Regions from separate parts of the Mus musculus genome. Here region 2 is linked to region 1. A link is a loop called in an ENCODE intact Hi-C map of the cell type or tissue named here. Cell type or tissue: heart. All regions are shown on one strand. Each heading gives the region's core, and the rest is flanking DNA. Links, peaks and the distances in the headings are about the cores only. Region 1 overlaps Manba (mannosidase, beta A, lysosomal). Region 2 overlaps Nfkb1 (nuclear factor of kappa light polypeptide gene enhancer in B cells 1, p105).

Evidence for each region. Hi-C counts contacts between places; a loop is a spot of excess contacts. Peaks named below come from ENCODE experiments on the same cell type or tissue, not always from the same donor. Only the 100,000 strongest peaks of a DNase experiment are listed, where the experiment ranks them.
Region 2: it touches region 1 in a loop (1.9-fold over the local background); 3 of 42 quality-filtered maps call a loop at or near these places.

The regions. Positions count from the first base shown.
Region 1 is chr3:135,506,541-135,521,777 of GRCm38, reverse strand. Manba (mannosidase, beta A, lysosomal) reads right to left here. Exons shown (of 17, transcript NM_027288.3): 2 at 14,775-14,869; 3 at 10,698-10,803; 4 at 9,805-9,975; 5 at 3,752-3,875. Among named protein-coding and RNA genes, the nearest start is that of Manba, 29 kb to the right of the region's middle. In heart, for the core only: CTCF peaks have their summits at 7,704 and 9,838 (motif pointing right); a DNase peak (open chromatin) is centred at 4,747; H3K4me3 peaks cover 675 bases; H3K27ac peaks cover 3,602 bases.
Region 2 is chr3:135,574,265-135,589,501 of GRCm38, reverse strand. Nfkb1 (nuclear factor of kappa light polypeptide gene enhancer in B cells 1, p105) reads left to right here. Exons shown (of 25, transcript NM_008689.2): 24 at 1-175; 25 at 3,987-4,847. The coding sequence ends at 4,147. Among named protein-coding and RNA genes, the nearest start is that of Gm46827, 27 kb to the left of the region's middle. In heart, for the core only: a CTCF peak has its summit at 7,474 (motif pointing right); DNase peaks (open chromatin) are centred at 7,511, 7,841, 8,871 and 10,131; H3K27ac peaks cover 3,532 bases.

The sequences.
Region 1 (15,237 bases), core at 4,604-12,603:
TTGCCCTGTGCGTGTTTGTGTGTGTGTGTGTGTGTGTGTGTGTGTGTGTGTGTGTGTGTGTGTGTGTGTGTGAAGCCCTGGGTTTCTCCAGCATGGAGGTTCAAGAACTTCTCCATCCATGTACAGGGGTCTAGCTGTACATAGTGATCCCAGCACTCAGGAGGCAGAGGCACTCAGATCTCTGTGAGTTGAAGGCCAGCCTGGTCTACAGAGAGAAAGGAGTTCCAGGACAGCCAGGGCTACAAGAAGAAACCCTGCCTCAAAAAAAAAAAAAAAAAAAAAGCAAAAGCAGGGGGGTGGGGGGGGAGGGCAGAAATTCTCCAAAGATTCCCAGCTTTTATATTGTAATAGAGTCCATGTCTCTATCAGGATGTGGCCTGACAGGAAAGAAAAAAGAGTTAGCTCAGCAGGTAGAAGAACTGCCACATAACCTGCTGACCTGGGGTCTATCCTCAGACCCCACATGATAGGAGGGAATCAATTCTCACAGCTGATTCCCCTGACCCACAAATGCCTGCGTGCACACACGTGTGCACACATGTGCGCACACACATCCATCAAATGAATGAATAAAATGTATTTTTTAGAGAGAGAAAGAGCTTTATTCATCTGACTGTGAAAGAAAAGAAGCTGTCATAAGGGCTGGAGAGATGGCTGTGTTGTTAAGAGTACTGACTACTATTCTAGAGGACCTGGTGTGGGTCCTAGCACTCACATCAAGTGGCTCAAGATTTCTATAATTCCAGTTCTAGGAGGCTGGCTTTCATGATACCCACTTGCACATGTGTTGTCTTAGTCAGGGTTTCTATTGCTGGACAAAATATCATGACCCAGAAGCAAGCTGGAGAGGAAAGGGTTTATTCAGCTTACACTTCTACACCGATGCTCACCATCAAAGGAAATCAGGACAGGAATTCACACAGGGCAGGAACTTGGGGGGCAGGAGCTGATGCAGAGGCCATGGAGGCAAGTGCTGCTTACTGGCTTGCTTCCCTTGGCTTGCACAGTCTGCTTTCTTACAGTAACCAGGACCACCAGCCCAGGGATGGCACCAGCCACAAGGAGCTGGGCCCTCCTCCCCCTGGATCTCATGGAGGCGTTTCCTCAAGGGAGGCTCCTTTCTCTGTGATAACTCCAGCTCGTGTCAAGTTGACACACAAAACCAGCCAGTACACGCATGATGTACACAGACTTATGCAGACACACATATATATGCATTTTTAAAAATCTTAAAGAGAGAAACAGAAGCTTGATGATATGGACCTTTAATCCCAGCACTCACGAGGCAGAGGCAGGCAGGTCTCTGTGAGTTCAATGGCAACCTGGTATACTTGGCCTGTACATGAGCATCAGATGGGGCTGATGTGATAATGGGCAACATACTTGCCACCCAAGTGTGAGGACCCGAGTTGGAATTTTCCCGGAGTTCTGTGAAGCTGGGTGCTGTAGAACAAGTCTGTAACCTCACCTTTCAGTGAGACTGAAGATGGAGGCGGGAAACTCCTCAGCAGCTCAAGGCTCGATATCCTGACGTACAACCCAACAAAATGGAGACTAACAGAACGGAAAACCAGGACAGACACCCGGGGCTGTCTTCTGGCCTCCACGTCTGTGCCCCAGTGAGAGAGGGTTTAAGAAACAACAAGGAGCTGGGAACGGTCAGGTAGGCATGGGATGGTCTGCAATCCGTGACCATTGCTTGTGTAAGAGGAGGGTGGTTCATCTCATGGGCAGAGAAGGCTGTTCAAAGGCAGCTAGCTGCCTGGAGTGACTTTCTCCCGATGGCCCCCTCACGGGCAGCCTCCCGAGCTCTGACCTCCTGAATCATTACTAGAAACCGAGAGGCCAGAGGGAACTGTGGTCCTGTGCATTTAAAGAAGGTGGAGGACAGGTCTCTGTGACCTCTGAATCACGGAATGTGTCAACTCCAACACCCTGCATTTTCCCAGACTCCCATCAGAATTACAGGACAGATGCAAGCAGCTGATTTTCAGGAAGCTGCCAGCTAAACTGGCCAGGCAGGCAGGCTCGCGGCTGACTAACACAGCCCTGTGACCTGACTCAACAACCAGAACTCCTTGCCAATTTAGAGGAAATCCTCAAAATTGTACTGAAAGCAAAACACCTCGGGGCAGAATCCACTCAAAATAAGGACAAGGGAGGACACTGGCATTTTAAGGGAAAAATAATTCAAAAGTGAACAAAAAATAGAAACTAAGGGAATAGACAGATAACATCAACAACTGCCAATAAGACACTCAGCAGGACCGACAAATTCTTGTCTGGTTTTTTGTTCTTTTTGTTTTTTGGGGTTTTTTTTGTTTTTTGTTTTTTCAAGACAGGGTTTCTCTGTGTAGCCCTGGCTGTCCTGGAACTCACTCTGTAGACCAGGCTGGCCTCGAACTCAGAAATCCACCTGTCTCTGCCTCCTGAGTGCTGGGATTAAAGGCATGCGCCACCACGCCCGGCTCCTGTCTGTTTTTACATTTCCCAAGTGAAGCTGTTAGTAAAGGGCAGCTGTACGCTGGGCAGGCCACAGTCAGGCTGAGAGGACAGCCTATTTCTCCACTCCTAGGCAGGTCATCTAGAACGAAGGAGGAGCCCGGGGCTGAGGCAAGCATCTGTGTGTGGACAGGGCAAGAGTGGAGAGAGCCTCTTAGTTGGTGGACATGGCTTAAACACTAAACAGAGACCAACAGCCCTGCTCAGCTCAGTGAGTCCAAAGGCAGGCTGGAGAGATGGCTCGCTGGGCGAGCAAAACCAGGAGGACCTGAGCTCAGGCCCTAGCACCTATGTCAAAAGCTGGCTGTGAGTAACCCCAGTGCTGGGGGGCAGGGTGGAGACAGGAGGGTGGCTGGAGCTTGCTGGCTCCCTGCATAGCTCCAGTTTCACTGAGAGACACCATCTCAAGGAAATAGGGTAGAGAATGGTAAACCAGGAGACTCAGAGGTCCTCTCTGGCCTCTGCACAGATATTCATTCATACACCGTATACATACTCACATAAAATACATTTAGAAACAAATAAATATACATTATCAATAAGACATTAAGAAAAAAAATCAGTGTGAAAGGAAACTGACAGTGGAAACTGCTCTGACAGAGAGTGGTGCTACCCGGCATGGGGTGAGGAGGGAGCTGGGGTAGGGTAGCTGGGGTGGGAGGCTGTCTCAGGTGTGAGGTGGGGGGCGGGGGGAGGGAGCATGAGTGAAAGGAAATCAACCTTTCTTTCTTTCTTCCTTCCTTCCTTCCTTCCTTCCTTCCTTTCTTTCTTTCTTTCTTTCTTTCTTTCTTTCTTTCTTTCTTTCCCTCTCTCTTTCTTTCTTCCTTTCTTTCTTTTTGGTTTTTCGAGACAGGGTTTCTCTGTATAGCCCTGGCTGTCCTGGAACTCACTCGGTAAACCAGGCTGGGCTCGAACTCAGAAATCCGCTTGCCTCTGCCTCCCAAGTGCTGGGATTAAAGGCATGCACCATTCCTGCCTGACGCCCCTTCTTTCCTTCCTTTCCTGTTGGGTTCCCTCCCTCCCCCCAAAATAAATACTTTAGCAGGTATCTATCTACAGGCCTGGTTTATGCTGTAAGTTTTCATGACAAACCATTTGCATGTATTTCAGACTTTTATAAATTGGCTATTCTGCATTATTTTAAGAAGATCCTGAAGAATATACTTATATTTCAAATTATAAACAGACTTTTTGTAATAAAAAGAAGACTCAAAAATTTTTTTTCAAGAAATCGCAAATCTTGACTTACCATATACTGGCAAAAACGTGAGGTAATCCAGATGAGCAATGTTATAGGCTTCGATTCTAACATCTTTCCAGATTCCCTGAGAGGGGAAGGAAGGGCCCCAGTCCCAGCTGAAGGAACACTGTGCCTGGAATTTCAGGGGAGAAAAGGAGAAGTAGGCAAAGGATAAGATATGTGTGTACGAAGACACTATGATACATGCTAAATGAAAAGTTAGTAAAAGGGGGCAGGAGAGATAGCTCAGCGGGTAAGAGCACTGACTGTTCTTCCGAAGGTCCTGAGTTCAAATCCCAGCAACCACATGGTGGCTCACAACCATCTGTATTGAGATCTGACACCCTCTTCTGGTGTGTCTGAAGACACCTACAATGTACTTATATATAATAATAATAAATAAACCTTTTAAATAAAAAAAAAAGAAAAGTTAGTAAAAAAGGCAAGATTCTATCTTTAAAATATTATATATACACGCGTACAGCAGTTTACTAATGATGCCATAGCAAAACGCTAGACTGGAGGGGGTGGGGCTTCACCCACTGAAATGTGTTTGCAGATAGATGGCTCCCTTTGTCTTTCCTCGTGCACCAGCCAATGGGAGCCAATGCCTCCTCATCCCTTCCACTGCTGTCCACATTTCTTTACTCTAAACACCTTGCTTAACTTAGTCACCTTGATCAGGACTCCAAATCCAGTCACAGTTACATTCTAAAACACTTGAGTAGAGGGAGTGTTGCAACTTCAACGTGTAAGTTTGGGGAACACAGTTCAGCCCCTAACTAATTGTGTTTGGGTGTCAAGCATGTGTGTGTGTGTGTGTGTGTGTGTGTGTGTGTGTGTGTGCATGAGCTCAGAGTCTCCCTTCTGGCGTCCGTGCTCTCTTGTGCTCACCAACCTTGCGCATGTGCTAGATAAAGAGAGCCACTTCCTATGAATAGAATATGGCAGAGGTGATGTCATTTCCAAAATTAGATTATAGAAGAAGGGCCCCTTCTGCTTGGGGCCCTGTCCCGTGCTCTCTCTTGGCCAAGAGAGGAGCCAGCTGCTGTGTCCTGGAGCAGCGCTGTGGGAGGCCTGAGTGAGAGACTTGGACAATAGATCTAAAATTTCTCAACAGCCATGGTGAGCTCAGAGCTCTTGTCAGCCCCAGTCAGGCTGAGGTGATGGCTTGATTAAAACGCCCCGAGCGACAGGTGCCCAACCAAACTGTACGTAGGCTGAGAAATGCAGACTTAGTTTGCTGTACATTATTATTACTGTCATTTGCTATACAGATGGTGATGGCTATTATGATTATTATAACCAAAAATGCCCACTTTAGTGCCATGGTTAAATTTATCAAGAAGAACAGAAAATCTAGTTATGCCTTGTTTCACATTCATTCTTCAAAAACCTACTATGTCAGAGCACTGCTATTTATTGTTTGCTTGTTTGTTTTGTGTTTTGCTTTTCAATTGTCACTATGAAACCAAGGCTACCCCTAGTCCTGGGCTTTCAGGACTACAAGCAGTGGCCACCACACCCTGCAAATGTTTACTCTCTCTCTCTCTCTCTCTCTCTCTCTCTCTCTCTGAAGTTCTCCAAAACACTGCGATGCCTAACCACTCCTGTATTAAACATGACAACTCGATGAATGAGTAGGCTCATTGAAAGATAAAGATATTATTAACATGTAAAAAAAAAAAAACTAGCCTTATTCCCTACCTCATTAAGTATGAACTCAAAAGTCCTCGTTTAGGAGTACCAAATACAAACCGATGGTGGCATTTGCCTTTAATCCTAGCACTCAAGAGGCAGAAATGAAGGTCTGCAAGTTCTAGGCCAGTCTGGGGCACATAATGAGTTCCAAGATAGCCAAGGTTATACTGAAAGGAAAAAAAAAAAAGAGTACCAGGTGCACAGAGAGAGACAGAGACAGAGAGAAAGACGCAGAGAGAGAGACAGAGAGAGAGAGAGATACACATAAACCCACAAACAATCACTTCAGACTTCAGACTCTGACTGGAGTAGCTATCTGAGAGACATGATCTTGTCTGCCAACTACCTGTCTGAGAACCAGGACACTAAAAAAAAAAAAAAAAATCCAATTATGAAGTTACAAAGGTTCAGATTCAACTACCAAGAAATGATTCTCTGACAATCAACTTCTCAAGGAAACGGGAGGAAAAGAAAGAGTAATGGAATCCAAGTGATAGAAAAAGAAAGGGAGGGGACCAGCTAGTTGGGGAGGGGACCAGCCAGGGCCAGGCTGGGGATCCAGTGAGACCCGTGGGGAAGGGAACACGGAGTGCAAACCAGAAAGCCACTGGTGTACACACTGCCAAAATGAAACCTTTGTGTGCTAATCTGAAAGTTTAACTTAAAACAAACAAACAAACAAAAAAAACCCAGAATTTTTTTAAAGTCCCATCAAACAGAAAATTTTCTTTACTTCTTAAGAATAAAAAATTTTTCAAGATTAAAAATCTATGACACTGTGAGTTCAGCTTTGAAAAGTTGAGTTGGAAAAGACGCCCTCTGAGCGAGGGGATGCCAGTGTGTGTAGGGGGAGGGGGGCGGCAATGTGGGTGTGTGTACAGGGGATGTGGGTGTGTGTACAGGGGATGTGGGTGTGTGTACTGGGGATCCAGCCGCACTGCTCTCACCCAAGAATGGCTTCCTTCACTTTGTATTTATGTCAGAAGAAGATAAGTACGTTTCTACTACAGAGAAAAATGAAAGTGTGCCTCTCACCCCTCACCAAGGAAACTTGTCTTTTGCAGCAGACAGAGACCACCTCAGAAAACTACAACTAGTCAAAATACAGAGATCACCAGAATTCCCAGGCACAATGAGGACAGCCACAGCACGGCTCCTGCACCCGGGCCCAGGAGATATTAAGGAAGAGGTGGTGGCCAATTTGAAAGAGCCGGAAGATCTGCAAGTCTGCTGGGACTGCTGGGACCCCCGTACCCATGAAACCTCAACAGTGACAATATGGCTCCCTAAACAAGACCCGGACAATGAAAGACCAAATGAGTGGGGACATTTTCACAGGGTCCTACCCCTAAGCAAAAGACAACCGCCTTCAAGTGACTGTGGAGAGAGGGAGGATTCACTTTCCCAGGAAGGGGTCCCTGAGTGGTTATCCCTGACATCATGTACACAAAAGCAACAGACTCATCAGGCCAGGCAGTGGTGGCACACGCCTTTAATCCCAGCACTTGGAAGGCAGAGGCAGGTGCATCTCTGAGTTCGAGGCCAGCCTGGTCTACAGAGTGAGTTCCAGGACAGCCAGGGCTACACAGAGAAACCCGTCTTAAAAAACAAACAAACAAACAAACAAAGATTGAGCTATACAGGCAAGAAAGCAGGGCATTTTCTTAATTAGTGATTATGTGAGCCGGCCCAGCCCATTGTGGGCAGTTCCATCCCTGGGCTTGTGGTCCTGGGTTCTACAAAAAAACAGGTTGAGCAAGCCATGAGGAGCAAGCCAATAAGCAGCACCCTCCACAGCCTCTGCATCCGCTCCTGCCTCCCACCCTGCTTGGATTCCTGCCCTCACTGCTTTTGATGATGAACTGTTACATGGGACTGTGAGTAAAATCAACCCCTCCCTCCCCAGGATGGTTGTGGTCACGGTGTTTCATTGCAGCAATGATAACCCCAGGTAAGACAGCAGCAAGGAGAGAACAAAATATTCAACACCACACCAAGCTTCAGATCACTTAATTCCCTCAGCCAACGAGGATGTTCGTTCACTGATTCAGAAAGTACCTGTGACGCCCTGTGACTCGGGCTGGGGTACATCAACGCACAGCGCTGGAACACAAAAACTTTTAAGCTGAGGATGTGGCTCAGCAGGGGAGCGCTTGCTTCTATACACAAGGCCCCAGGTTTCATACACAGGACCAAACAGTCAGGCATCTCTCGCAAGGAAGCCTCTTTCTTCCACCTTGAGTTAGGGAAAGGAAGTGGAAGGCCTCTATCAGAGGAAATGCTTGTGCAAATGTCATCAGGATGCAGCCTGCTCCAACGGGAGGAGGTGGGGCGAAGACTGAGCTAGGAGCTTGGGACATTAGCCTCCTGATGGTGCCAAGCTGTTGAAAGATAAAAATTATGAACTTTGAAAAGCATATCTAGTCTTATCAGCCCCTACCTCAGTACATATGGACGCAGAAGTCCCAGTTTCTGTTTTAAGGATAGGGATGCTGGGGGCATTTTTGTCCGAAGAGACCATGCCAACTGCTCCGTGGATAATTACTTGAAAGAAGGCAAATGGAGTTGTGGGAATACCGGCTAGGTGACTAGGGCAACGTGCTGTGCAAGAAGTGACTGGACCCAGAGGCAAAGAATAAAGGTTGTCTTGGAAATTGGCAGGAACTAGAATGTGGGATCCAGTTGGAGTAAACAGATCACTGATGGCGTGCCCTTGAGGGTACACCCTATCTCAGTCACTCCCTCCGTATCCCTCTGCTTCCGGGGCGCCACGAGGTAAGCAGCTTTGTCCCGCACTCCCTTCTACCTTGCTGTTCCACCTCACCACAGGCGCAGAGCCAGAGAGCAAGGACTGAGTACCTTTGAAACTGAAAATCAAAAGAGATGCTCCGCCAACCCCCAATCTGTACAACTCAGCGTGTTACCATGGTGATGAGAAGTGACGGACAAGAAGGGAGGAGGGAAGTAGAAAAGATAGAGGCGACTAATGTGCTGAGCAGAGGAGGAAGCAGAGATGTAGAGACTTTAGAAGGGTCAAACACTTGATGAAGAAAGTAACATTTGCAAGCAGGACCAGTCCGAGAAGGGGGCGGGGGCGGGGAGGCGGGGCGGGGGAAGGCAGGGGAGAAGAAGAGTAACATTTTCTTCTTAAAAGCTAAAATGTCTTCCAGAACTTTGGAATCAGAGGCAGGAAGATCCCTGTGAGTTCAAAGCCAGCCTGGTCTATATGATGAGTTCTAGGCTAGCCGGGGCTACATAGTGAGCCACTGTCTCAAAAAACAGAAACAGAAACAGAAACCAACCAACCAAACCTAAATGTTACATACAGTTATAATACAATAATCATGCATTAGTATATGTTCAAGTACCGTAGAACAGAATAAGCCTCAAAGAAAAATCATCTGTGGATCATACCTTCCCATTCTATATTTTAAGGTTCTAGCAGTAAAATATGAGAATATCTCAGGAAAAAATTTTTTCTTTTTTTCTTTTTTTTTTTTTTTGTTTGTTTGTTTGGTGGTTGGGAGTGGGGGTGATAGGATGTTTCTCTATGTAGTTCTGGCTGTCCTGGAACTCACTCTGCAGATCAGGCTGGTCTCCAACTCACAGAGATCTACCTGCCTGTGCCTCCCAAGTACTAGAGCTAAAGTGTGCACCACCACACCCAGCTGAAAATATATTTCTTTCAAGCAGGTTGCTAGTCACAAGACTCACTAGTAAGTTTTCACGACTGGTAACAGCTTTGATAAATATCAATGCTATAAAATAACTTATAGAGATGGGACTGTCACGCAGTTGGAAGAATTATCTCAGGGCTCTGCCTAACATGCACAGAGCCTTGGGTTTCATCCTTAGGGCCTTATAAAAGCAAGCAAGATTGTGCATACCTTAAACTCAGCACTCTGTAGAGAGGTGGGGGATGGATTGGAAATTGGAGGTCATCCTTGGATACATAGCAAGTTTGAAACCCACCAGGGCTAGAGGAGTCCCTGCCCGAAAAAAATATAATAATTTATAAAGTCCTATTAGCAGCTCCCCATATTATTAATAATATTATTATTAGCAGTTGTTCATATAAGTAATCCCAAGGCTTGGGAGGCTAAAGCAGGAGACCGCCGCTTTTAACAACATAGTAAGTTCTAGGCTAACCTAGGATATAACATCAAGTTCTGTTATCCACAGTGTGTGTGTGTGTGTGTGTGTGTGTGTGTGAACCTAAATTCTAAAACACGCTCCAGGAAGAAAACCTAGAAGAATGAGAATCCACCACAAAAATTCAGAAAATCTTGTTTTCAAGCCTTCAAGTCTGCCAGCCACAACGCTGCAGCCCACACACACTTGAGCGAACGAACATTCATTACCTTTCGGATGAAGTTGACGTGACATTCACCCTTCTGCTCCACCGGGGGGCACTCTGGGGGCACCCGGTAGCTAGTGTGAGCCTTGCTCTGACACTCTGCATACTGCACTGCTGACCGGAACTGCAGCTTTAAGGAGTTCACGTCTTTGACTACGTTGGTGACGTCAAAGCTCTGCAGGACAGAGGAAGGAAACACAGCTCCATTAGGAAGACCTAGTCTTGTGTATAACATTTTAGATAAAGGTAGACTACATGAAAGATACACACTACAGCCATGTCTAGAGCTAGTTTCATTAACAGAAGGAATCCCTCTGAAAGAGAACTTAATGGACGCCTTTAGTTACACCTCCAATCTCCTGTCCAAGCACAGATTCCTAGGCTTCTCCTATTTTTACAGGAATACGGCCCTAGAGAACTATGCAGAACAGAAAGTATCTTCATCCCTGGAACGACCTGTACACATGGCCTTGAGCTGCCAAAGATTCCTAGACACTATATAACAACCTGACCCACTGAAACACACGGTGTGTATTTCTAAGTCATCAGTGAGTTTTGCTTTCCAAAGCACACCCTTGAAACAGAAGGGAAGCACAATTTCAGAACAGATTTCCTTTTAAAATTGTCTGTCACTTGTCATTTCCCACGGACTTGGATCACCAGACCACTGAGGAGTGAACAGCCAAGCTGGAGCTGTAATTTCCTTCCTCGAGGCCCACAGAACCACCATGGGACTGGCACTGCCCCTAACAGCCTTCAAACGGGGCACCTGAGAAGCCCGGTCATTTACCAGTGTTTCAAAGGCCTTGACCTTGACGTATGGCAAATTACACAACGATCCTTCCCGGTTCACGAACATAAAGGCCAGCTCTTGTGAGTCTGGAGCCCTGTACTCACGTATCCAGTGAACATGTTGTCTGTCTTCCCAATGGTGACATTGTTGAACAGGATTTCTGCAACCGTGTCAACTCCATCAAAGATCAACTTTACCTTCTGCCATTCACTAAGAGACAACAAAAGATTTTTAAAACATTAACCCATGTAAGTCTCTTTGTCATCAGTTAAGAACTAACAAAGTAAAGATTCCACAGGAAACTATACACCCTTAACCTTAAGGCCATCAAATTTCAGGAGTATCAGTTTGACATTAGCTGTAATAATTTCTTTGAGTGATCCAGTCCTATGATGTGGCTGTCAGAGCTTTGCCATAAAATCAAGAGCACAAATTATAATTTCCAAATGAGTTGATTCTCCCAGTTATTCCAGAGTTCTTAGATAACCCAGAAAACATTTGTCAAAGCTATTGAATCTTAGATAACACATTAACCATGACCTAGTGTCAATGATGGAGAATCCTGTGCTCGGTACTTTGCTCAGCCTTACAAGGAACAACCTGGAATTTGAAGTTTGTACTCTGGATGGCATTCAAGCCCACAATACACAGGACTCAAACAGAAACTTCTTGATCTACTGGGCAAGGGCTAGCGGAGGCTCACCGTGTAAGAAAGAAGAGAATAGGAAAGAAGTGAATAAGAAGTCAAAGAAGTGAATATTTTTCATCAGTAACAAGGAACTAAATCATGATGAACACTGCTGTACTGTGGTTGTTTAATCAAAGGAAGCCTTGATAAAGGACCAATGTCTCTAATGTGCTCCATCAGTTAGCAGTGCTACATCCCATCTACAGATGGAAAGTGAGTTAGTTACTGACTGTCTAGGCTGGGATAGGAACAGTGAATGGGAACGGGAAATGATAACTAATGAGTAACTGATGATGGCTGATTTAATTAGGGCTTCTATTGCTGAGACAAAAAAAAAAATGCCATGACTAAAAGTGACTTGGGGAAGCAGGGGTAATCTCAGTTTACAATTTAGGTCACTCTCCACCAGTGAGGGAAGCGAAGGCAGGCTCTGGAGGCAGGAGTGGAAGCAGACGCCTTAGAAGAACGCTGCTTCATATATATATATACATATATGAAAGTGTCCTACATTTTCTTACACCACATCTACCTGTGATAGCGCATGATTTTTGATCCTAGCAGGGAGGCAGAGTAAGGCAGACCTCTGTAAGTTCAAGGCCAGCCTGGTCTACAAATTGAATCCAGGACAGCCAGGGCTATAACAAATAAAAACCTTGCCTCAAAAAACTAAAGAAAGAAAGAGAGAATGAGAGAGAGAAAGAAATTGTGGTTCTCAATTGTGGTTCTCCCTTAGATAACTCCGGTATGCATCAAGTTGAAACAAAACAAACAAACAAACAAAAACCAAAAAAAAAAAAAAACAGGATAATGGTGATGACTGCCAAACTCTGAATATACTAAAAGCCATGGAATTGTTCTTTAAATTAAGCAAATTTCATGTTATAAAGATCAGAGTTCAATAAAATTGTTTTTGTTAAGATAAGTAGAAGAGTCTGGGTCTCAGAGAACCATGCCACCCCACCATACAAAGCCCTAATAGTGTCAATTACTTTAAAGACAGACTCTTTATTCAGACACATCATTTGGGCTGAGTTGCTGAGAAGGAGAAATTGAACAAGTTGGGGGTCCATGGCAGGGCCAGGGGTGGTGGGGCCAGTGTCACAGGTACGCAGTGAAGCCAGTATTTCCTTTATGAAGCCATGAAACAGGCTTTCTCTTCCTGAGGAAAAGCAAGTAATGTTTTCTCACACCATCAGAGACTAAAAGGCAAACCCAAGACACTGGATTCTGCAGTTTCTGGGTAAAGTCAAAACCGGAACGTGAGGAGGCTCTACTAAGAGAAATGCCAGGCAAACTTAGACATAATGGGAGAAGGCAGTGGAGAAAGATCGAGGCGGCAAATCCACATCCCTTGGCACAAGCTTGGGAAGAGGCACCTGTGTTACATGAAGAAGAGCAATGGGCTATTGGGATGTAAGCTACTTGAGTAGGGATGTCAGCTGGCTGGATTTGGGATGTGCTATGTTCAAAGGGAAATGGGATTTTGTCTGGGATTTTTGTGCTATTTGTTTTTCTTTTGTTTTGTTTTAAGACAGTCTCAGGGAGCCCAGAGTAACCTGGAACTCACTATGTAGTGGGAGACAGGATTCTTGTGAGAAATATTTTAAGCATTATCTGGAAAGAAAAGCCTGACACGCAGTAGCTTGCACCACCACTTGGACTACCATGTGGCATGGTTCTCCTAATATATTGATCGTAATATTCTGGCTTCATTTTCAACACTGAGGGTTGAACCCAGGGTCTTATGCACACTAAACGGGCTCTTTACCCTATCCTGTGGCTTTAGATTTTAAAGCGATAATAAGTAATATAACAAAAAAAATCATACACAAGAAAATTGTTCAAATTTAGTAATAATGGTGGCTTGTATACTTGCTTACAGTCTGCTTCGCCTAGAAATATTTTCTTATGATAACAGAACACTGCTGAAAGCAATACTTGTAGTTTTCTTTATGGCCACATGAGTAAGGTTAAGGTCATAGTTTTGTATTACCAAAATTAACCTGTAAGCTTCCCCTGCCCAAGGACCAAGTAACCTCCTGGAATGCTGGGAGTTGTAGTTCTTATAACAAAAGCCTCATGGGAAAGTATGGTGGCCTATGGGTTTGTCTTTATAAACCCCTGCAACAGTGTCTCAGGGCCATTCAGCTTGGAAATTCCAGGAATGGCCTTGACCAAAGTCCATCTCTTAGTCAGTACTTAATATTTAATAAAGCTTGCTTCAAATTTGGCCCAAAATGGTGGAATTGGTTTTTCTCCAGAGAATCTCGGGATTGACAGTATCAATGGTTGTATAGCACTAACAACACTGTAGATGGGGGAAACGTGCTTCAATGCCTAAGGCTCTAGGCTCAGATCCTAGTACCATCCCCGTACACACACACACACACACACACACACACACACACACACACACATACACACATACACACACACACAACACACACACACACCACACACACACACACACACACACACCACACACACACACACACACACACACACACACACACATATACACACACACACAAGCACTGTGGTGGCGAGGGAGCCTGTGAAGATAACTTGGTCAGTAAGGTGCTCGCTTGCCATGGAAGCAGAAGAATTTGAGCACAATTTACAGACCAACATAAACGATGGGCACAGGCACAGCAGCACTTGCCGGCAAGCCCAGAACGGGGGAGGCAGAGACAGGAGGACCCTTGCGACTCATTGACCAGTCTAGCAAAATTGGAGAGCTCAAAGTTCAGAGAAACAAAAAGCAAAGTGGACAGTAATTGATTAAATCGCCTGGCATTTCTCCTTTGGCCACACACATACATACACACACGCACACACACATGCACACACACAGAATAACTTCACAAAAAGTACTGCTGATCAATACATCAATACATTCTCCAAGACACTGGGGAAGTCCAGGGCATTTATATAAAATGGGATTTAGGTGACTTCAGTATAACCACTAGAGCAATTATTCCCTAAAACGCAATGTCATGACTGATGAGCAGTGGCCCCATCCTCACATATAAAATGAAAAATAAATTACACAGTCACTTCGATAACACAAAAGTCTAATCTGATTTAACTCTGATTGATATACAACCTAAGCAGACATAAAGCATAAATGAAAATCTTGTCATAATACAGTATATAGCACATAGTATACATAATATAGTATATATAATATACTTTTAAAAAAATTTATTTAATGTAAGTACACTGTAGCTGTCTTCAGATACTCCAGAAGAGGGCATCAGATTTCATTATGGATGGTTGTGAGCCACCACATGGTTGCTGGGATTTGAACTCAGGACCTTTGGAAGAGCAGTCGGCGCTCTTAACCACTGAGCCATCTTGCCAGCCCTATAATATACTATATAGTACATAGTATCTATGGGCATAGTATATATACTATAGTATATATGGACATAGTATATATAGTATATATGGATGTAGTATATTAGTATAGTATATATAAAAATATACATACCTGAGATTAAAGGGGATTTTAAATTCCGTGCTGTAGGTCCAGTTATCTAAGGAAATCCATCTATAGTTCAGGTCATTAAATCTGTAGTAAGGATCCTGTTGGTACAAGATAAACATGGTAGCCAAATATGCTAAAAATAAACAATTGAAATAGGTAACAAACAATGACTATTGATCACCTAAAAATTAATGAACTCTTGGCCTAGGAAAGTCAGACGATTAACACTGAGAATGTGGGCTGTGGATCAGAGGCTGCAGATACGGCCCAGTGGTGGGATATGCAAGGCCCCGAGAACAGTGCCCAGTGCTGTAAAACGACGAGGATGTGGGAGAAAATTCCCAACAGTATGCGTGAAATGAAAGAGCTCTGCGGTACAAATAATACTCATTATCAGAGAACGTGTCCGGAGATAGATACCGGCTCCCTTTGTATTGATTGTTTTTTATTATATATTTGTTTATAT
Region 2 (15,237 bases), core at 4,051-12,050, 68 kb before region 1:
TCTGGGGGTACCATCAAAGAGCTGATGGAGGCCCTGCAACAGATGGGCTACACAGAGGCCATTGAAGTGATCCAGGCAGCCTTCCGCACCCCGGCAACCACAGCCTCCAGCCCCGTGACCACTGCTCAGGTCCACTGTCTGCCTCTCTCGTCTTCCTCCACGAGGCAGCACATAGGTAAAGAGGCTGAGAGAGTTCCTTTCCTCGCTGGCAAGGTCTTTGTGCTCTGGGACGTGGCACTACACTCCCTTTCCCTAGTCTTTTTCCTGACATGTGTTCCTCTGTGGCATGCCACCCGCTCCCTCCCCACAGTGCTCCTCTGCGCACACAGGAACAGGCAGTTCCCACAGACACTCACATTGGCATATAGGTCACTTAGAATCCCAGTAGACACTGGACATGGCGGGGAGGGTTAAAGAAACACTACTTCTCATATTTGTTAAATTTGGAGAAAGATTCTAAGAAAGGTGCACAGCCCTGGGCCACAGGACAAGAAGTAGGACCCAGGAAATATGCATACTGTATGACCCTTCCTTTCATGCCACCACCCTCAGGTCCCCCACCTCCTCCCTCCCTCGGCACTCCCCGTCCTTCAGCTCCCACCCTGCTCATGGTCCTGCCTTTGTCTTCCCACACTAACATCCACCTGTCACCCCCAACACATGCATTTGTACGAATGGATCTCGGTACAGGCTTGAATTATGTCATTGTTCCCGGCCCGTGCTTTCTCTAACCTCTGCACCCTTTCTTCTTGTTCATTTTCTACCCTAGCCACAAACTCCACTGAGACCAGGAACAACTAGCATTCTCCCATCTTTGTATTATGCCAGCACCCGGGTGGCAGGCCTTCCATCTGGGCTCAGTAGGTTATGTCTGCCTTCCACCTGGGGCAGTCCTCCCCTGGGAGCCTGCCTGTCACCTTCAGCAGGTCCTGGACACCTGATTCTTGCCTCTTTGTCCTGTACTGTCCTTCCTTCCCCACCTGCTGTGGAGAACCTCTTGCTAGGATGTAACTTCTCATCTTTAAACACTGGCCCGCCTGGCCACAGGCTGCTTAGCCCCGCTTTGATTAATGTTACATCTCAATGAATGGCTTTGTCCATTGATAGCGCTTTGGTTAGCTCATGTTTTCACGTTTGTATGATACATGCTGTTATTTTTGTTCGCATTTCTCATATGGGGGAATCTACAGGTAAACACAGCCTCCAAGTTCAGTAGAAAAATGTCATCATTAAGAGTATTATATCCAATAAACAGTAAACAGATTTTTTAAAAGAGAAAGAAATTTAGAGAAAAACGAGACATCACTTCCTTGTTACACCCTTTAGTTGAGTTCAAACTTCTCAGAAGAATATGATAACTGCTGGTCAGCTCACCACCTCTGTCTGCCATCTGCTTCTGTCCCCTCCTCTCCTACACTCTCCTCCACGTTGCCCGATTGACACTCATCCTGTCACAGCTGATAGCCCTCACTCACCAGTGTCCTCTCAGGGCCTTGTCACCCACACCCACCCTGCTGCCTCCTCCTCACTCCTGTGCATGTATGTGTGCACTGGGGTCCTTAGGGCATTTTTATACATACTTAGTTCTGGTTTATTCTCATGACTCCCTCAGCTCCCATCGCCCCAGCCCTGGACCCTCTACTCCCTCCCTCCCCCCCCCCCCCCGCACTCGCTCCCTTCCCATTTTCACATGTGTTCCCTACCCTTTCCATCCCTTTAAAGCCTGTTTTCCGCCCCCTGGAGGCCTTTGCTAGTTTTCTGGCCTCTGCTCACGCTCACTTCCACATGAATATACATACGTGACTGTTGGAAGCTAGGATCCACACGTGAGAGAGAACGAATGGTATTTATGTCTCTGGGCTGCCTTGATTAGTATTCTCCATTAACCTGCAAGTTTCATCTCTCTTTACGGCCGAATAAACTTTTATCATCTTCACACAACTCTTGGCTCTTGCACAAACTCATACTGGCCATGACTGTCAAAAGTATAGCCAGGCTGTAACAAAATCTAAGAGTGGCAATGAATACTTTCTGGCATTCAGGTCCTCATGCTTAACCCTGAAAGGGCATCTCTTCTTGGCAGATGCCAAGTTCCACCCATCCTCACTGCTTGCCTGAACTCCAACAGTGGCTCCTAGTCAGCCTCTTTGACTCTTTGCTTGCCCCTCCATCAGTTCTCTGCACCACGGTGATGTGACATGATAGGGCTCCAGTCACAATTAAAAACTAAATACTTAGCAGCTAGGAACACGGCAAGTGTCCCCTCCTCTACCTTTGGGAAAGCCAGGTAGGGTGACAAATATGTACAACCCGGTAGCCCACTCATAGAGGAAAGGACACCGAGAGAGGTGGATCCACGGGACTCACTGGCCAGTCTCTAAAAACAAGATGGAGAAGGAACAAGGAAGTCACACAATGTTGACCTCCCCACACCCCACACCTGCACATGAGCACACATCCCACAAACACAAAGCAAATACTTAAATACTGTATTAAATTTCCATCATTGTGACCAACTTAGGAGAGATTTGGTTGGGCACACAGTTTTTATAGGTCCCATGGTCCACTGCCTTCGGGGTATAGCAAAACCCTTCATCACGGAGGAAGCACATGGTAGAGGAATCCTACTCACTTCAAGGTGTTTGGAAGTACACAGAGATGGGGAGGAGCCCCAGTACAGATCTCTTTCAAAGCCACGCCCTCCATGACCTAACTTCCTTCTGTGAGGCCCCATAGTCAAAGAGTTGTATCACCTCCAGATAATGTCACAGGCTAGAAACCAAGCCTTTACTTAGCACACAGCCTTTGTGGGACATTTTAAGATCCGAACCATAATACACAGTAAGCCTTTCAAATGCTGCCCAGTCCCTGTTACACAACAGACAGTTGACTGGATGAGGTAACACCAGGACACCGCTCTGGCATGGTCATTGAGTCTCAGTGTTCTGACGTTAAGATTCAATGATGAGAGTCAAACATTTGCTTAGTAAGTGTTATGCTTCTGTTTCTTTAGTCACTCTGTACAGAAATAATCTGCTCTGGTTCCCAGGAATGCTTTTCAGGCGATAGAATTTAACTTAAGCTTTTGGTATAGACACATTTAAAAAAAAAAAAAAAAGCCTCATTTTCTTGCACCAAAAGAAAATTTTCTAGGCAATGTGTATTCTTTAAAAGCTCATACAGCTCAGAGAAAGGTGCCATTTTTAGTTCCTGCTTCTGTTATGAGTTTATTTTGCCTTGTATTCAGCAGTTTGCCCAGCCGTTAAAAAAAAAAAAAAAAAAAAAAAAGACAAAAGGTAAAATGATAGAGCAGTTAGAAAAATATGCCTCACTTTACAAAGGAAAACATGTTTATCCTGAACCAAGAGAATTCAGAACAGATTCTGTTCAACAGAAAGACTGATGTACCCTGTAGCACTCTCTAATGTCATTTGATAACCCTGCCATTCACACAGCCAAGCAGCACCGGTGGCATGATGGGGAGGTGGGATGCCGTGCTGCGCAGGAGCTAGCAAGCACAACCCTCCATACCATAGTCCACACGGAGCCTGGGAGGGAGCCCACTGCTGTGGATGGTGCTCTAGGGCACTGTGACAAAGCTCTCTGGGTTTATATCAGCCCCCAGCTCCTATCCATCATGGAAGGGATTCAGGGCAGGAACCCAAAGACTTTGAATCTGAAACTGCTGAGCACCCCGGCTTGCTGCCTCATGGGCTCATGCTCCACTGGCTTTCTTACACAGCCCTGGACTGCCTCTCAGGGAGTGGTGCTGTCTACAGAGGATAGGTCCTCCTCCAGTCAGTTAACTGTCAGGACACGCCCACAGACCAGTCTCATCTGGCTGGGCCCTCCCTCATCTGCACCTCCCTCCTCAAGTGATTCTAGACGTGTGAAGTTGACAGTTGAAGGTGACAGGGACAGCAGGCAGAACAAAGCCCTTGCCATGGCCTAACTCAGCCCCTCATGAGTCTGTGCTTTCTCCGCAGATGAACTCCGGGATAGTGACAGCGTCTGTGACAGTGGTGTGGAGACATCCTTCCGCAAACTCAGCTTTACAGAGTCTCTTACTGGAGACAGCCCACTGCTATCTCTGAACAAAATGCCCCACGGTTATGGGCAGGAAGGACCTATTGAAGGCAAAATTTAGCCTGCTGGCCGTTCCCCCACACTGTGTAAACCAAAGCCCTGACAGTCCATTGCATCGTCCCAAAGGAGGAAGGCAAAGCGAATCCAAAGGTGCTGGAGAATCGCCGGCCTGCAGGGTCACTCGATTTCATTCAAGGCCTTCCGAATTTGGCGTCCTTTCTTGGTTCTGAAATGAAATGTAGTTGCCACGCACAGACGGTGTCTAGCAATCATGGCGCTCGCTCGCTCAGCTGCACTCTATGGCTCAGGTGCAGTGTCTTGAGCTTTCTCTGCTGCTACTGGATCACATTTGCTTTGTGTTGTTACTGCTGTCCCTCCGCTGGGTTCCTGCTGTCATTAAAAGGTGTCGCTGTCCCCACCCGGTGTCCTTTCTAGCCATCTACTGTAAGTTGTGCATTCAAATTAAGATTAAGGAAAAACATATTTTTAAATGAGTACCTTGATGCGCAATAAAAAAAAGACATTTCTTTTTTTAATGTGGTTTATCTGTGATTTAAAAATAAAAAACACATGAACTTACAATATTTAAAACATGCTACAATCAGTGCTGAAAATAGTATTTTCCCCGTTTTATGCATTTTACTATTGTAAATATGTTTTCTAAATCAAATACTTTAAAAGAAGAAATGTTGAATTTATAAATGCTATTTACTTTTTTATTTTACTTTTATAATAAAAGTACAAGCACATTGTTGACCTAATCTTGTCTGATCTCTGCAAATGCTTTCTCAGAGGAGTCCCTGTGACTGTGGGAACAGCCCCACAGCCCGTTTGTCACATCCACATTCTCCTTTAGACACATTTCTTTGAAGCTAGAAATGTTCAAACTGTGGAAATAAAAGTGTTCTAACCCAAGACTGAGGTTCCGACCCAGGCAACATCATCTGGACGCCTAGCATCAACATTCCAATCTCTACACCGTTCCTCTCCAGCGCATGCTGTCTGTGTCTATGAAGGATAACAGACCCCAGCTTCAGCACTTCATCTTCTGGATACGATGTGGCCGTTGCGTTCATAGCTAACTACACAAAACCTGTACAAGATGTGGTCCTTCATCATGTATAGAGAGGGACTGATGAAATACACACACACACACACACACACACACAGACACCACAGCAACTGGCTGTTAATAGTTGCTAGGGGAATGGGAGTCCTTTCTTCAAATGGTATAGCACATACTCCAGTAACTATTCCCTCCCCATGTTCATGCAGGCAGCCCTAATTAAACTTACTCATACACACAAGCACAGAAGCAGGAAAGTAGGAGGCGGAAACGAGAAGGCAGCGGGGTTTGTGGATATGATCTCAGTACATCCTATACATGTTTAAGATCATGAGAAAATATACATTTTAATTAAAAACTAAATTCCAACATATGTAAAAGATTTTCCAGTATGGAGTTTAGTAAGTCTGCATGGCTGAAAGTAGAAAGAGGGAAGATTAATGGCTTGAAAGAGGTCTTAGTTTGGACTCTGGTGTGTGACCAAGGTCATTTAGTGTGTAGTGTAAAGATCAAATCCAAAACCTTCTGGTGAAGTGGCTTGGCAGTTAAGAGCACTGATCTTCCAGAGGACCAGTCAGTAGGTTTAATTCCTAGAACCCCTCACAGCTCACAACCACCTGTAACTTCGGTCCCAGGGAATATGATGCCCTCTTCAGGCTTCTGTGGGCACCAGGCATATAAATGGTGCACAGATATACATGCAGGCAAAACATCCATACACACAGAAAGAAAAAACCAAAAACCTAAGGCCTTGTCATGCCACACAAGTGATCTACTACTGATCCCACGGAAGGGCCTGGAAACCCACCAGCTATTACCTTTGGGAACTGCCTTCACTACAAAGAGCTCTCACCCCCATTTCCATGGTAGTCATATGAATGCCTTTCCCATTGCTGGGACCTTCAGATCCTGGGAGACAGGCTAAAGTGATCTGGGCTATCTCCCTCACACAGCTCAAGGTACCCCAAATAGACATCTTGTATGTCAGTGTCCATATGACAAAATATTCCAAACTTACAATGAAGAAAATGGAGGTCCAGAGAGCGCAACTCAGTTGTGGCTAAGGTGCATCTGCGTTTATATCCAGATACTTAGCGCCTAGGCTTGTGAGTTAGAGAATGATTTTATTGGGACAAAAAAGATGATAATGACTGAATCTATTAGTAGGGATTTGGTATAAGATTAAGTAAAATATCATTAATGAAGAAATGATTAATTATTTAAATATATAATACAAGCTACTTAATAATACTTAAATTATTTAATAAATATTCTAAGTGCCTAATCATCAATTAATCGGAATCCCTTTCTACCAAAAATTCCATATGTATGAAAATTTAAACCATACGAATTTTAGACATACCACCAATCTTAGACAAACACCCTTGACATCGAGAAGGCCCTAATCGAGACTTCATTCTGTGATGTAAAAGCAGAGCAGATTCTACCTCTTAGAATGCATCACAAATGAACAGAAACTGGTTAAACAGCAAATTCTGTTTTCCATTACAGTACCCTCTCTCCACCCTAACACACCCTTATTCTGCGTTGGAAACTTTAAGACAAAACTGTCTTGCTTTGGTGTTTCGTAATACTTCCTGGGACAGCCATGCCACCATGCCCCAGCCAGGACTTTCTATGGCTGTTAGCTGTGCGTCTTAAAACATGGTGCTGAAGCCCTTCCCACAGAGAGACACCATTGTTTCCTGGGTTTAGGCTCCTGAGTCCAGGCCACCTGTGGCAAGGCAGGAACGATGCTGAGTGACTTCCGAAACTAGGTCCGAATTTCTGCCAACCTTCCCGGAACTACCTTCTCCTGGAACTCAGTCACCCTGTTCAGAGGGTGCCAAGCAGCCATGAAGAGAAGGCCAGTACAGGTGTTCAGCCAACAGCCTTAACCGAGGTCCTAGCCAAAGCTTGCCAAGCCGACGGCTGCCAGGTGACCCTGCCTAGCCTTTGGGCTGTCTCAGCAGATGCTGACCATAATAGACATGGGCTGTTCTGCTGTTCTCCTCAAATGACAGATTTGAAAGCAAATTAAATACTAGTGGGGGTTTTAAGCCCTGGGTGTAGAGTGGACACCACCATTCTCCAGGCATTTGAAAAGACAGCTTGCCTACCATAAGTTCAGCAGAAAAGATACTGACTGGAGGGACACCAACCAGGCTGCCCGTACCAATATGTAAAATAGCATTTCTCTTCTTTAATAAACAATCCTGGCTCTCTTTTGTTCCAGAAACTTCCCCTTCTTACCAGGTCTCTACGCTAATCCACATGAAGGCAGCCAGAACTGCCTGCCTCTCAATGGAAGGAGAGTCCACCTTCACGCCAGTAGATGGAGATAAACACCAGAGGCAGTACAGGCGGTTGGTCGGTTGGTCGGGTGGGAAGCTACAATGAGCCTGAAAGAAGCTTGCCCTGAAAGCTTTCCTCACAGCAGGCCGCCACTCAAAAATAGCTTCCTCAGAACTTCAGTCAGCTTTTGAGGTTTCTGTACTCTGCAGGCATAACCCAAACCTTTTCAGGATCTGCAGGCCTTTCTTCTTGGGGGTGTGGGGGGAGGGGGAGGAATCCCTGCTGTTGTTCATTTACCCACCTGGGTCCCCTGGGGCAACTCTCTGCGACACAGCAGACACAGCAGTCACCAGTACAGAGTACAGCCCCCAAAGCCTGTTAAGTCTTGGCTAAGAACGCAGAGGGGCAGAAGCCAGCCAGAATGGGCGTCTTTACACGCCAGCCCCTTTCAGTTTCCAACACAGACAAAGAGCTCAGATTTGACCCATTCCCAGAGTCAAACACAGGTCAGCCCCACTCCAAAGACTGTCTTTGAGGATGCTTTCAAAGTCTTTGATGAACAACCGGCTTGTTTTTTTATACCAGCTCTGTGCAAAGATGGAGTCATAATGTGTCAACCCATATGCAGTGTGGTCCCAGAATACCACTAAAAGGACGTATTGCTTGGTAAAGCTGGGCTTGTGGCACATGTCTGTAATGCCAGTGCTCTGGAGGCTGAGGCAGGGGGATCACCATATGTTTGATGCCAACCTGGACTACATAGGGAGGAGACCCTGTCTCCTAAGTAAACGATGGTGGTGATGATGATGATGACAATGATAACGACAACGATGACAATGATAATGTTGAAGATCCCCTTTCCTTTCCCAAAGCAACAGTGTACAACTTAAGTGACAGTATGACTTGAATGAGAAGCATCATGGCATGGGTGGCTTTGTTCTGCAGTGCGCGCGCGCGCACACACACACACACACACACACACCTCTATCTCCCGACCACATGCAAATGTCCCTTATGCATTTCCAATACATTTCTTTCTGTGATCTGGGAACAACCACCTTACATATTAAACAAGCAAATATCTTTAAAAACAGGAGTGCTTCCACTTAAAAAATACTTCCCAATCGTTATTTCCATAACACTCTGAGGTAAATGGGGGGGGAAGGGTTACACCTCCTGCCATAGTCCACAAGACCGTGTGCTGGTGTCTGGCCCTCCCTGGAGAGAGAGGCTGGACTCTCTGTAGAGAGAGAGACTCAGTCATGAGTCTTTACAGCTCAGGCCTCAGCTTCGGTCTGTAACCTCTCACAGGTGCAAGGCGGCCCTGACGGAACAAATCACACGGATGTGCCAGAAGCAACAGCTTGCCAGTCAGGGGCATTGAAGGACATTACTCACAGCTGGCCAAACAGCTGGAAGACAGCACCCGTGAAACCATTTCCTCTAAGAACGCTAAAACCAGACAGAACCGCCCCCAGACAGGGCAGGAGGGGCCTTGAGAGTACATGCCGGTCTCTCTCTCTCATTCCTTCTCCTTCCAGACCCTTCTCTCTAGCTTTGGAGCTTGCAGGAGTTTCTCAACGCTGCCTGGCTTTAATTTCCTGGGACGCAATCCTTCCCTTAACAAGCACATAGCCCTCAAAAACACACCCATGTGCCCAGCCATGGTGACACACACCTTTAATCCCAGCCCTTGGGAGGCAGAGGTAGGTGGATCTCTGAGTTGGAGGCCAACCTGGTCTGAAGAGTGAGTTCTAGGACAGAGAAACCCTGTCTCAAACAACAACCCCACCCAGGTTCCAGTCCCATTAGTGCACAATCCCTCCTCCCAACATACCCAGAGAGGCCAAAAGGACCAGACAGGACACCTCTAGAGAACCTTACTGCAGCCTCCTAGACAGGCCTTGCCACCCAAGCTAGTAATGACCCATCCGACTCTCTTCCTGGGGCGCCACAGCCCCTGCACCTGTCCTTCAACCACCAAGCCACAGAAATACTACCCTTTCCCCCTGTGTGAGGGCAGTGTGAGCTCACAGCACATTAGTGTGAGCCACCCAGATCTATGCGAAAGCAGCTCTACACGTCTTCCATCCTAGTTTCGACTCCTTGAAGATCAGAGTCACTATTTGGCCCTGCCTTCCCCACCATCCAGCCAAAAGCCTATTGTGAGGGGCTGGGGAAGAGCATTTGCACACAGCGCGTGGGCCAGCCATAGGCACAGGGACTCCTTAAAGCTGCAAAGAGGAGCAGACAGGCGGTTGAATGTCATCCCTCCCCACAGGCAGCAGCTGATGGCCATATCTTTTCTTTGGTTACGGGGGCTTCTTTATATTTGTCATCTAACTTCTCCCCTATCTATTCCAGAGGTTTGTGTCAAGTTTCCAGAGAGTCACAGTAAGTAAATTTCAATTAGACATCACTCAGGGCCAGCAAGGTGACTCAACCTGTAAGGCCGCCCGCTACAGGAACCTGGCAACCTGAGTCAGATCCCCCAGGACCCACAACAGGGTAGAAGGTGCGAACCGGCCCCATAAAGTTTCCTCTGAACTACACACACACACACACACACACACACACACTTTGAAAATCACTTGGCTGCGACCTGTTTGCCAGGGTAGCAGGACAGATAGAAGTGAAGTAAATTAATAGAGCAGGAAGTAGCTCTGGTATTGGACCTTGTGACCCAGTTTCCATTCTGCCTGCCAGGCACCTAAGACAGAAGCCAGAGCTCTGTTTTAGAGAGCTGCAGGCTCCTTCCTTCTTTCTCCTCTCCCTCCCCCTCCCCGTTTCCTTTCTCTACCACCCTCTGTCCCTTTCTTCTTCTCCTCTCCCTTCCTGACACATTCCTCCTTGCCCTTTCTCTTCCTGTCTCTCATTTCTCTCTTCCCTTTTCTCCCTCTGTTCTCTCTTCCTCTCACTGATTCTCTCTCCCTGTTTCTCTCCATCCTCCACTCATCATAGGCCTTCACGACTTCCTTTCCTTCCAGAGAACAGTTGCCCATGCCTGTAGTCAGGGCACCATCAGCCAGCTCCTGCAGGCTCTCCCTCGCCCTCCCCTCTACTTACAGCAAAAGGCTGCAGAAGCCTCCCTCCCTCCAGAAGCTCACTGAAAGCCAGCCTTGGCCCAGGCATTGGTCAGCCACCTCCCTGCAGCCTCCTTTCCTGTGCACAGGAGACAGACAGGTCGCCTCTGTGGGAAGATGGAGAGCCCTGCACAATCACCAGCAGGGGCCTGGCTCTTGCAGCTTTTGCTTTTTTTTTTTTTTTTTTTTTTTGATAAAACTGGACCGAGCCATACCTCTGCCCCCCAACCCCCCAAAAAAGAGGGGGTGGATTTGAAATATATTCATCTTTCTGTTTCTTCACTTCAGGCCAGAGAGCCTGGGATCATCACCCCCACCCCCAAACCCTGGAGGGGACGCTTTAAACAATTCCATTTGAGCAAGAGACTCACTCCCCAGGCCTGATGGCTCCCACCATCTTTGGGGGAACAAGTACCGTAAGGCAGCATTTACCATGAGTTCATCCATGCCGGTGCTGAACAGTGACTCCACTCGATCTCACAGTGATGTTGTGAAACGCCTGTTATTATTGACCACATCTATAAGGAAATTAAAGTTTAAATGTTACGCGACTGGATCAAAATTAACACACGAGGAGTTAAATGAAGTGCATGTAGGCATGGGGAGCCGGTGACCCAGCATCCTACAGCTGAGGGGAAGCCTAAGTGCCTACCCTCCGTGTGTGGGACCCATCTGAAATGTTACCGTTCTATCTAATGTAAAGGTGATTTCGGCTGCTTGTGAGATTTCCTATGAGTGACTGCAAGCAAATACAGGCTTTACGTTTTCCCTATAGCATAAAGACTGGTAACAGAGAAATCTGTTATTTTGCGGGAACTCTCACTTATTAAACATTATTGGATCATTCAAATTCCTAGAGCACTCTTGCGCCCCATCTGCTAACCAAATGGCCTCTGTGGCCGTTACCCACATTTTCTTTACCTGCATCTTCAGGACAGCCAGGCAGGATAGGGAGGTGGGTGCTCACTGCTTCTTCTCCACTCTCCCTGAATCCCTGGTGACACTGTTTACAGCTACATCCGATGCCTGCCAAAATTCAGATTACCCACCTCCCCACACCTGTCCTCTAGCCTTCATATGGAGGTAGGAATCATAATAATAACATTAATTATAATTAACCATAATAACTAATCATAATGATTAATCATAATAGCACACATTTGCTGTATTTGTGCTATCATTATCTACCAGTCATCACATTTCATTCTCACAATGACATGAGGAGGGTTAAATCACAGAGACAGACACAGACACAGAGACAGAGACAGAGACAGACACAGACAGACACAGACATAGACAGACACAGACACAGAGACAGACACAGACACAGACACAGACACAGACAGACACAGACACAGACACAGAGACAGACACAGAGACAGACACAGAGACAGACACAGACAGACACAGACACAGACAGACACAGACACAGAGACAGACACAGACACAGACAGACACAGACACAGACAGACACAGAGACAGACACAGAGACAGACACAGAGACAGACACAGACACAGACACAGACACAGACACAGACACAGACACAGACAGACACAGAGACAGACACAGACACAGACACAGACAGACACAGACACAGAGACAGACACAGACACAGAGACAGACACAGAGACAGACACAGACACAGAGACAGACACAGAGACAGACACAGACACAGAGACAGACACAGAGACAGACACAGACACAGAGACAGACACAGACACAGAGACAGACAAAGAGACAGACACAGAGACAGACACAGACACAGACACAGACACGGACACGGACACGGACACGGACACGGACACAGAGAGACAGACACAGACACAGAAACAGATGGCTCAGTGGGTAAAGTTCCAGTGCTCTACCATGAGGCTCTGCGTTTGGACCTCCATCACCCTCATAAGAGCATGGTGCCACATGCCTTTAAGCTCAGAGCGGGGAGAGCAGAGGCAGGCAGATTTCAGAGCTCACTGGCCTCACTACAGCCTTCCTCATGAGCAAGCTCCAGGTTCAGAAAGAGATGCTGTCTTAGAAAACTAAGGTAGAGATGTGGAAAGCTTTGGGGGCTTCTAGGAATTGGACAGGAATTTGACATTGGGCTAGGACAAGGACGTAGGTTCAAGGTGAATACAGCTAAGGAAGGTGTTCTTTGTAACTCGATGGGTCTTGTTAAGACCCTGGATACTGTAATCATGGGACCTTTGTATGTGCCTTCTTTGTTCCATATGTTGTGTTTTATAAAAATAGAGAAGGAATGTGTTTGGTGGAGGTGTAGTCAGGTGTGGGGGATGAGGGTGCCTCTGTGGGCCCATGCTGAGGCATCCCTTCCCCCTGAGGGACCAACCACATGATGGGATAGTATAGAATAGAGTTTGTTCAGGGCATGGAGAGGGGAGTGAAGAGGGTAGTAGAGGCAGAGAAGGGGAGAGAGAGAGTAGACAAGTAGATGCCGGCCATGAGCATGTTGGGGGAGGGGGATTGGGAGAGGTAGGGGAAGAGGCAAGAGAACAGAGTGAGAGCAAGAAGGCAAGAGAGCAAGAAGGAGCAAAGGGGGCAAGCAGCCCCTTTTATAGTGAGTCAGGCATAACTGGCTGTGGCCAGGTAACTGTGGGGTGGAGCTTAGACAAAATGCTAACACCTTAACTACTCTGTTTGTGCCTTGTTTGTTCCTTGACTACTTTGTCTTTGATCTAAGAACTGACCCTATTCTTTGTATGCACCTAGAATGCTTTCAAAGCAGACTGGAAAAAAATAAACCCGATTCACCCTCAGCACTGGCTGGAGTCACTTTGCATCATGTTGTCTTTTCATGTTGTCAATCCTCACTCCCTCCCTAGAGACCCTGAGCTGGCTCGGTCATGGAGAAAGAGCAAGAAAGACATCCAGCATTGCCCTTTGGCCTCCACACACACAGATGCTTACACACATACACATCTACCACACACACAAATAGAAAATAGAGAAATGATGGCACAGAAAAACTTGAAACCTGCTAGTGTTGGCCCGGTATTCAAACACAAGTATGAAGTATGTCTGACGTTAGGAGCTCATTCCTTTAAGGGTGTCAACTTGGATGATTGTGGCTGTCAAGTCAGAAGACCTGACTGCAAGTGGACTAAACAAACGAGACCTTTCTGGTTGTACCCTAAGAAGACCTGAGATGGAGGGTGGAAGGTTAATTTAGCAGTTTCTACACCATCACGGTGCCTGTCAGCACTGTTCCATCAACAGTCTTAAGTGTCAAGTCCTCAAATGGATGCTTCCCAGTCACACCTAGTAGTTGGATTATCTCTCTTTAAAAAGAATCTTTTATGTTTATGAGTGTTGCCTGCCTGTATGAGTGTGCGCTCCCTGCATGCCTGGTGCCAAGGTCAGAAGAGGGTGTCTGATGCTTGGCAGTTAGAGTACAGATGAGTATGAGCCACTGTGGGTGCTGCAAATCAAAATCCAGGTCTTCTAGAAGAACAGCAAGAGCCCTCACCCAACTGAGCCATCTCTCCAGCCCCTCCGGTATCTCTCTTAGCAGGCAGGAAAACTCCTATCAAGATATCAACGTATGATACATGCTTCACCGTATAGCATCTCCCTGACAAAGAGGAATATGTTTGATATAACATGTATGATTCACTCCCTGGAGGTCACAGCCTCCTCTCAGAGCAGACACTCTGGCTGTTGGCCAGCCAGTCAGTAATAGCTGCTCCAACCAGTGAGAATGTATGGATTGTCTCTCAGGACCCAATAATTTTTACCAGGGTCATAATAAATAAGGGCAGAATAAGAAGAGGATGCTCTCAAGTATGTTCAAGGCAAGAATGCATGCCAGCTTTCAAATAGAAATGTTCCCCTTCCTGACAACTCTGGGTAATTAATGTGTGTGTGTGTGTGTGTGTGTGTGTGTGTGTGTGTGTGTGTGTGTGTGTGTGTAATCCTGCTCAGTGCACAGCATGAGACAGCACAAGGGAGCATGCTAAATCTTGTTAAAGGGATAAGGAATCAAACTGCATCATTATTGCAAACTTCCCCTTTATGGTGACCCTTGTCTACAAACATGAGGAAGGATATTTATCAAAAATGAGACAATGATACAATGTCCTTATTTCTGCAAAGCCTATTATTGTTTGGCTCCTGCTCAAGGGCTCAGAGATGTCTTGGCAGGTTAACCCTCTGCTCATATATCAGAGCCCAGCCTGGCTGACCAGCTGATCTTGTATTCTTCATTATGTATCAATTACAAGGAAAACCTGTAGAGCCCCATTTGAAATGTTTTCATTTTATCATGTTTCGAAAAACATTTTTTCTAAAATGCTGGATAAGATGGCCTCATTAAAAGATTTCAGGTATGGGGTTCAAGGGGGACACTGAATAAGATTGTCCTACTGTGTAAGAAGCTATTGAAATAATGATTAATGCCGTGGGCAGACGGGGCTTGGAGGAGACTCAGGCGTACAAGGCAGTATGGGGAAGGGCGTGGGGTCTTTTTACAGTTCTCAGAGAAAGTGGGGACAACTGGAAGCACCATCATCCTTCACCCTTCACCCAGGCTGCCTCTGATTCCAGGATAGCAGAAGCTGGGGAGGGAATTCCACAGAAGGACTGTGTGGCTCGGAGGGTGTAGCGTTAGAAGCAAGGGCTGAAGCGTACCCATTATATGAGCAGCGGGGTATGTCCCCACCTGCCACCTGTGGAGGTCTGTAAGGTCCTTGGGA